3 separate regions of the Homo sapiens genome follow, and regions 1 and 3 are each linked to region 2. Evidence: chromatin contacts called from ENCODE Hi-C or POLR2A ChIA-PET data. All regions are on one chromosome and are shown on one strand. Each heading gives the region's core, a stretch centred on a gene start or an enhancer-like site at or near the end of the contact. The rest is flanking DNA. Distances are from core to core; before and after follow the strand shown. Region 1 has its middle 33 kb from the start of MIR4668. Region 2 has its middle 11 kb from the start of SHOC1. Region 3 overlaps LINC02977 (long intergenic non-protein coding RNA 2977).

What was found. A loop is a pair of places that touch in the nucleus more often than their neighbours do. ChIA-PET counts read pairs that join two places held with the same protein, here RNA polymerase II (POLR2A). Pooled maps may share reads with other maps.
Region 1: a loop to region 2 is called in a pooled map, with 4 times the contacts of the local background. The contact joins two enhancer-like sites. A Hi-C loop is called at or near these places in 3 of 50 pooled maps. POLR2A ChIA-PET finds 5 or more read pairs at or near these places in 3 of 52 experiments (AG04450, Panc1 and activated CD4-positive, alpha-beta T cell).
Region 3: a pooled map shows a loop between it and region 2 (2.4-fold over the local background). The contact joins two enhancer-like sites. A Hi-C loop is called at or near these places in 8 of 50 pooled maps. POLR2A ChIA-PET finds 5 or more read pairs at or near these places in 3 of 52 experiments (H1, PC-9 and WTC11).

The regions. Positions count from the first base shown.
Region 1 is chr9:111,963,904-111,966,603 of GRCh38, forward strand. No RefSeq gene overlaps it. Among named protein-coding and RNA genes, the nearest start is that of MIR4668, 33 kb to the left of the region's middle. Within about 2 kb of position 1,293, at least 5 of the 41 ENCODE cell types and tissues checked have a DNase peak (open chromatin) inside an H3K27ac peak, as active enhancers do; they include Panc1, where a contact is called at or near this core.
Region 2 is chr9:111,804,452-111,807,173 of GRCh38, forward strand. No RefSeq gene overlaps it. Among named protein-coding and RNA genes, the nearest start is that of SHOC1, 11 kb to the left of the region's middle. Within about 2 kb of position 1,425, at least 5 of the 41 ENCODE cell types and tissues checked have a DNase peak (open chromatin) inside an H3K27ac peak, as active enhancers do; they include Panc1, where a contact is called at or near this core.
Region 3 is chr9:112,030,966-112,033,465 of GRCh38, forward strand. It overlaps LINC02977 (long intergenic non-protein coding RNA 2977), which reads right to left. Exons shown (of 3, transcript NR_186812.1): 2 at 103-200. Among named protein-coding and RNA genes, the nearest start is that of LINC02977, 8.2 kb to the right of the region's middle. RefSeq lists enhancers at 1,101-1,190, 1,321-1,610. Within about 2 kb of position 1,251, at least 4 of the 41 ENCODE cell types and tissues checked have a DNase peak (open chromatin) inside an H3K27ac peak, as active enhancers do.

The DNA of each region.
Region 1 (2,700 bases), core at 43-2,542, 160 kb after region 2:
CAGTCCTGTTGACTCCTTGATTTTAACCTAGTGAGGCCCATTTTAGACTTCTGACCTCCAGAATTGTAGATCACACATTTGTATTGTTAAGCTACCAAGTTTGTGGTGATTTGATACAGCAGCAGTAGAAAACTCATACACAAACCCATTCCTGATCTCCTTCTCCCTTGCTGTCTTCCACTCTAGAAGCTGGAGAACCTAATGCTTGCTGTGTCAGCAGGTCTGTGCTTTCCGAGTCCACATGATGGTCACCCAGATACCACTTTCACCAACATATGGTGTGCTGGAGATCCAGAGGACCTTGACTATGGAAGAAAGTGCTTTGGCTGTCAAGACACACCCAGTGGCAGAGGAGAAGATAATGCTTCTCCTCTATAGTGTTGTGCTCAGCTGCAGCCACATCTAGTGTGGGAAATTTCTGCCACACAGCTCTATCTGTAGGTGACACATGGACACAGCCTCTTCCCAAGGTGTCTTCGTATAGGGCTAGAGTGCTACATGCGGAGATATTTCTAAACATAGTCACACATTTTACCTGTAACTCCCTTTCCCTACCATCTCAGTGTCCTAGCCCCTGAGAGCAGAAGTCCCATCGTATCCCAATTCTAAGATCCACCACGTTTTCTAGCTCAAAATTAGTGTTTCTGCTGGGTGCGGTGGCTCACGCCTGTAATCCCAGCACTTTGGGAGGCTGAGGCGGGTGGATCACCTGAGGTCAGGAATTCGAGACCAGCCTGACTAACATGGTGAAACCCCATCTCTACCAAAATTACAAAATTAGCAGGGCGTGGTGGCACATGCCTGCAATCCCAGCTACTTGGGTAACTGAGGCAGGAGAATTGCTTGAACTTGGGAGGTGGAGGTTGCAGTGAGCCGAGATTGTGCCATTGCACTCCAACTTGGGCAGCAAGAGTGAAACTCCCTCTCAAAAATAAATAAATAAATAAAAATACATTAGTGTTGTTTTCAGAGGAAAAAAACCCACCTTATTACAGCAAAAGTGCATTTTTGTTTCCTAATCCCCATAAAGAAATTAACCCCTCAGTACCTCAAGCCATAGTTTCTTTCTCTTATGATTCTTATGCATTTAACTTCCTTTTTTGATCAGTATTGCTTCTCTACCTTTCCTCTCACAACCACCATAAAGCTGTCGGCAAAGCAAAGCGAGGAGTTTGCCACAGGCTCTGGTTTTATGTGTATGAAAATTTCAGTGGAGTGTGGACTGTTTATGTACTTCCATATCATTCTTTACTTCCCTCCAGCTAGGAGTGTAGTGGCGTGATCTCGGCTCACCACAACCTCTGCCTTGCAGGTTCAATCTATTCTCCTGCCCCAGCCTCCCGAGTAGCTGGGATTAGAGGCATGCACCATCATGCCCGGCTACTTTTTGTATTTTTAGCAGAGACGGAGTTTCACTATGTTGGCGAGGCTGGTCTCGAACTCCTGACCTCATGATCCGCCCACCTCGGCCTCCCAAAGTGCTGGGATTACAGGCATGAGCCACCGCGCCTGGCCAAGACTGCATTTCTTGTCCACCAGGACAGTACTTGTGTTGTTCTTCCTTTTAGCCTTACTATATGCCCTCTGTATCTCTGGCCTAAGGTGATTGATTTCCATCCACCATAAATATTCCCTTGAAGGGTTCTGTTCTCTTCCATCTCTGTGTTCCATTCTTAAGTTTCATGCCTCAGAGTCTCAGCAACTGAGGTCACTCAGTTTCTTACTCATGCTCTGAACTTAGGTACACACTCTTTGTTACTCATTAATATGTTCTAGGTGCCATGGGGAAATCCAAGATGCTTCATGTGACAGGAATCCTGCCTTGTGGTTCACAGTCCAGTTGAGAGATGATTATTTAACCACTAGGAGAAAAAGAAGTAGTGCCTGCTCAAAGAAAGGGATTGATAAAATGCAATGGGTGGTCAGAGGGGGACAGAGGGCACTTCTAATTTAAAGACAGACCTCAAGGAGGAGGGACTTCTAAGCCAGACCCGGAGAAGTATAAACAACTTAAAGGTGGCCGGGCGTGGTGGCTCACGCTGTAATCCCAGCACTTTGGGAGGTGGAGGGGGGCGGATCACTTGAGGTCAGGAGTTTGAGACCATCCTGGCCAACAATGGTGAAACCCCGTCTCTACTAAAAATACAAAAATTAGCTGGGTGTGGTGGCACGTGCCTGTAATCCCAGCTACTCAGGAGGCTGAGGCAGGAGAATAGCTTGAACCAGGGAGTCAAAGGTTGAGGTGAGCCGAGATCGCGCCACTGCACTCCAGCCTGGTGACAGAACAAGACTCTGTCTCAAAAAAAAAAAAAAGAAAGAAAGAAAATTAGCCAGCATGGTTGTGCGCACCTGTAATCCCAGCTACTCAGTTGGTTGAGCCAGGAGAATTGCTTGAACCCGGGAGGCAGAGGTTGTAGTGAACCGAGATCGCACCACCGCACTCCCGCCTGGGTGACAGAGCGAGACTCGTCTCAAAACAACAAACAAAAAACTTAAAGATATGAAGAAAGGGGTGGGTGTCATTGCAGGCAGAGGAGACTGTCATGTGTATGAAACGTGCAGAGGTGTGATAAGGCTGGTGTGTCCATGGAGAAGAATGAAGTTCAGCTTGAACAGGCACAGGCTGGTGTGCAGGGGTGGTGGTGGCGGGAACACCTTGATCTTGGACTGCCAGACTGGGCGACATAGTGAGACCCCATC
Region 2 (2,722 bases), core at 175-2,674:
TGTCTAAAACGTGGTTCATTATATTCTATCCTAAAATATTTTCTAACACTCTTATTTTGAACCTTCTACTTTTAAATTTTTCTGTATTCCCTATGACTCCACTACCTCTTTCCTAGACTACTGTAATTTTCTCCTAGCTGTTCTCCCAGCCTCTAATCTAGTGTACATAGTGCTGTAGAATAAAATTATATTCACTACTCTAATTAAAGTCCTTCAGTAGTTAACCAATAATAACTTTGATATGTCAAGCATCTCCTATTTTCAAGGTACTAAGCTTGGTACTTAGGTTAGTATTAGTCTCTCTATTATATGAAAGAGGAAACTGAGGTTTAAAGAGGTCAAGTGGCTTGCTCAAAACTGCATAGCTAGGAAGTGAGGGGCCAACCCAAGTCTAATGCCAAAGTTTGCACATTTCATACAACTCTATTTCCTAAGGAATGAATTCTAAACTCCTTAGCGTGGTCTTCAGGACTCTTTGTGATTTGGTTCCAAGCTTTTTCTGGCTACTGCTGACCTTCGTCCACCCCACACTATTGTTAAATTACTGTTGTTTTCCCTATACTATCTTTGCTTTCATTTCTCCTGTTTGCCCCTTCTCATATTGTATTGTCTTAGTCCATTTTCTATTGCTTATAACCAAATACCTGAAAATGAGTTATTTATAAGAAAAGGAACTTATTTTTTAGTTATGGAGGTTGAGCAGTCCAAATCAAGGGGTCGCATTTGGTGAGAGTCTTCTTGCTGGTGGGAACTCTGCAAAGTCCCCAGGTGGTACAGGTTATCACATGGCCAGGGGGATTAGCATGGTAGATCAGGTCTCTCTTCTTCTTAAGAAGCTACCAATCCCACTCCCATGATAACCTATTAATTCATGAATGGGTTAATCCATTCATGAAGGCAGAGCCCGCATGATCCAATCACCTCCTACAGGCCCCTTCTCTCAATACTGCCACACTGGGGATTAAATTTCAACATCAGTTTTGGAATGAACAAATATTCAAACCATAGCATATACCCTCTATCTACATTATCTTTCTCACACATCCCCATAGGTCCAAGCACTTACCCATCTTTCAAAGCCCAATTCAAGCTTCCCAGCTAAATTCCCTGATCTTCTCTGATCGGTTCTTTTGTTTTTACTGGTAGAGCTTTTCTCACTTTCAAATTTTGTTATCATTAATTGTATGTATGCTCTTTTGTCCTTCTTCTACTCAGGCCTCCTTTAGAGCAGGGAATTTGTTATGTGATGTAACATTTTTGTGTAGCATTTTACAAACACTCTTTCACGTGTGTTAAGAACGTGGCAAAGAGTCGGAGCTCAGTAAATGTTTATTTGGTTCTAATCTTCATAGCAACTCTCCAAGGTATTATTATGCTTTACTAATAGTAAGGAAACTAAAGCTCAGAGATGTTAAGTGACCTGCCCAAGGGCATAAATGTTCCAGGATGACACAAGCTCCAACTGGAAAGTTCTGTCTCCAGTTGAAAGTTATTTCTACTACCTTACCTATGGCATCAGAGTTTTGTTTCCCCATGTATATCCTATCTCGATACCGTGGTAAATGTATGAGTAAATGTCTGTTAAGATTCTTTCATGAGAATCATGAGAGATTTATTGGTCACCAAAAAGAAAAGTATTTGAGGATATGACTCATTCTCACACGTAGTATTTATTATTCACTTACACAGAAGGAAAACAACCCTCCCATTCTGATAAAATATCTTAGGCAACATTATGTTGAGGTCTGTATTCTCCACGTAAGAACACCAGTGTTTACACACCTTTAACAAACAAGCTCTTATATTTCATTTAAAATCAGTAGCTAGTAAGAAACTTGAGGAAATAATTTTTTCATCTTTTTTCATTTTTACGTAGCCAAATTATCATTCTCTTTCTTATAGTTTCTGCCTTTAGGGCCATATTTAGAAACTTTTCCAGCAGTGGTGTGAGTTGCCAGCAACTCAATCACTTTGCAAGTGTACAGCTGCCTCCCTGTCTCTGCTAATAGAATCTTCAGCTATACAGACAACTCTATGATGAGCAGAGGGCCTCTAATAATCTCTAGTCCTAGTTGTATTGTATAAAATCCTTGTCCTTGGAGAGGGCTGAGCATTCTGTAGGTCCATGCCAATGGGAAGAACCTCTTACCAAAGACTTACAATAATGTGGATATCAAGGAAGCATAAAAAGCCAACGGTAGAGTGAAGAGCCAATGTGGATAAGTTTGAGGGGTTTAAAATGTCATCAAATCCAAAAGGCAGGCTAGAAATAGATTTCCAAACACTGGATATGCAGACCTAGTGATCACCAAAGTGTGATTACTTAAAACTATGCCCTTGCCAGGTGCAGTGGCTTATGCCTATAATCCCAGCACTTTGGGAGGCCGAAGTGGGTGGATCACTTGAGTCCAGGAGTTCGAGACCAGCCTGGGCAACATGGTGGAATCCTGTCTCTACAAAAAATACAAAAATTAGCTGGGCATGGTGGCGCATGCCTGTAGTCCCAGCTACTCAGGAGGCTGAGATGGGAGGATCGCCTGAGCACAGGAGGCAGAGATTGCAATGAGTCAATGTCGTACCACTGCACTCCAGCCTAGGTAACAGAGCAAGATCCTGTCTCAAAAATAAAATAAAATTATACCCTCAAATTCTTTGACATTCCTCTGATTTAGGGGTAGATCTGTCCCTTCCTCTTGCATCTAGGTAGGCTTAGTAATGCATC
Region 3 (2,500 bases), core at 1-2,500, 230 kb after region 2:
ACCATTGCACTCCAACCTGGGCAACAGAGCAAGACTCGGTCTCAAAAAAAAAAGAAAAGGTTGAAGATGTTGTGATAACTAGTATATAAAAAAAAATCTCACCTGCCATTTTGATAGTGAAAATTTTGGTCAGCTGTCTGATGCCCACCCAGCTTTCTACTCCAGTGTTCTCATGTTCCTCATTTGTTGCTTCACTTTCTCTGGTACAAAAACAAAAACAAAAATACAGGTGTGACAGCAGAAGCCCAGACAGCAAAAGCAAGAAAAGACAAATGGGATTATATCAAACTAAAAGTTTCTGCAGAGCAAAGGAAACAATCAACAAAATAAAAAAGCAATCTATAGAATGGGAAAAAATATTTTTAAACCATATATCAATAAAAAGTTAATATCCAAAATATTATATGTAAGGAACTAATACCACTCAACAGCAAAAAAAAAAGCAAGTTACCTGATTTTTTAAAAATGGGCAAAGAACCTGAATAGATTTTTTTCAAAGAAGATATATAAGTGACCAACAGGTATATGAAAAGGTGTATGACATCACTAATCATCAGGGAAATGCAAATCAAAACCACAATGAGCTTTCACTTCACATCCGTTAGAATGGCTATTAACAAAAAGTCAAAAGATAACAAGTGTTGATGAAGATATGGAGAAATGAAACCCTTGCACACTGTTGGTGGGAATGTAAGTGGGTACAGCCACTACGAAAAACAGTATGGTAGTTCCTCAAAAAATTAAAAATAGAACTACGGTATGATCCAGCAACCCCACTTCTGGGTATATACCCAAAAGAAATAAAATCAGTATGTGGAAGAGGTTATCTGCACTCCCATATGTATTACACAGTCGTTCACAATAGCCAAGACACGGTATCAACCTGAGTGCCTGTAGACAAATGAATGGATAAAGAAAATATTCATACACACACATGAATATCATTCAGCCAAAAATGAAGGCGGCTAGGCATGGTGGTGCATGCGTGCAGACCCAGCCCCAGCTAGTTGGTAGGCTGAGGCAGGAGGATTGCTTGAGCCCAGGAGTTCAAGACCAGCCTTATCTCAAAAACAAACACAAAACAAAGCAAAAACAGAAAGAAGGGGAAGAAGGGGAAGAAGAAGGGGAAGGAGAAGGAGAAGGAGGAGGAAGAAGGAAGAAGAGGCAGAGGAGGAAATCCCTGTCATTTGCAACAACATGCATGAACCTAGAGGACATAATGCTAAGTGAAATAAGCCAGACACAGAAAGGCAAAGGCAAACACTGCATGATCTCACTTGCAGGTGGAACCGAAACAGAAGAACTCATAGAAACAGAGAGCAAAAGGGTGGTTACCAAAGTTAGGGGTTGGGGAGGAATGGCGAATGTTGGTCAAAGAGTACAAACTTTCAGTTACAAGATGAATAAGTTTTGGAGATCTAATGTATAGCATGGTGACTAGAGTTAATAATGTATACCTGAAATGGGCTATAGGAGTAAATCTAAGTGTTCTCACCACACACAAAAAAGGTGAGGTGATGGATGTGTTAATTAGCTTGATTGAGGTAATCATGTCACAGTGTATAGGTGTATCATATCATCACATTGTATGCCTTAAATACATAAAACTTTTATTTGCCAATTATACTCCAATAATGCAGGACAAAGTATACAGGTCTGACATCCAGAGAAAAATATCAGCAGACTTAAAATATCTGATCATTTTCCCCCGGAGGAGGATTGTACAGTTTTTTTAATTGATGAGTAACAATTTTATGTAGTAAGCCTATTCACTCTCTGTTAACCACATTTATTGCAAACAAGTTTTTCCCAAATGTTTAGACATTTATTCCTACTTATTCTCACACTTCCCTGATAATTCACTGAAATTGCGATCAAGGCTTTATTCTCAGCAGGAAGTACTTGTACTTCTCTAAGTGACAGACAGGCTTAAAGAGTGGGCTCAAGGGTGGACCAAGGGCAACTGCAGATAGGCCAATTAGACAAAAACATTCAGGAAACTGGTAGTTAAAATAAATAAATTAAGCCTGTGGTGATTCAGCAAGCTTATTTCTGGAAATAGTTTTTTTTTAATCTACATACTTTGGTTTTAGAGTATGTGGCATAAATATTGAATGTGGAGCATTTCCAAAATACAATATAACTCAGACTAACTTAAATAATGATTCCTTTTACTGTGCATCAAACCTCACTTTTTTGTGTTATGGATGACTAAAAAACAAGTTTTCTTTCTTTATAAGCATTAGTTTTATTAAAGCAGTTGTAAATGGTTCTATAACCACCCTTGCAATGGGGCTCCTGAGGGACTTCCTTGAAATTAGATTGGAAATTCACTGAGATCAGAGGACATTGGAGCTTTCCAGTTGGAAAACACTTGAAAGTTCAGTCTGGCTGGGCATCCTCTCTTTTGGACCCAATCTCCGGTTCTCATTTCACTTGGAAAGTACCTGCTTAAAAGTTTACTTTCTTGTTGCTCAATTTAGACCATTTATTTTCCTTT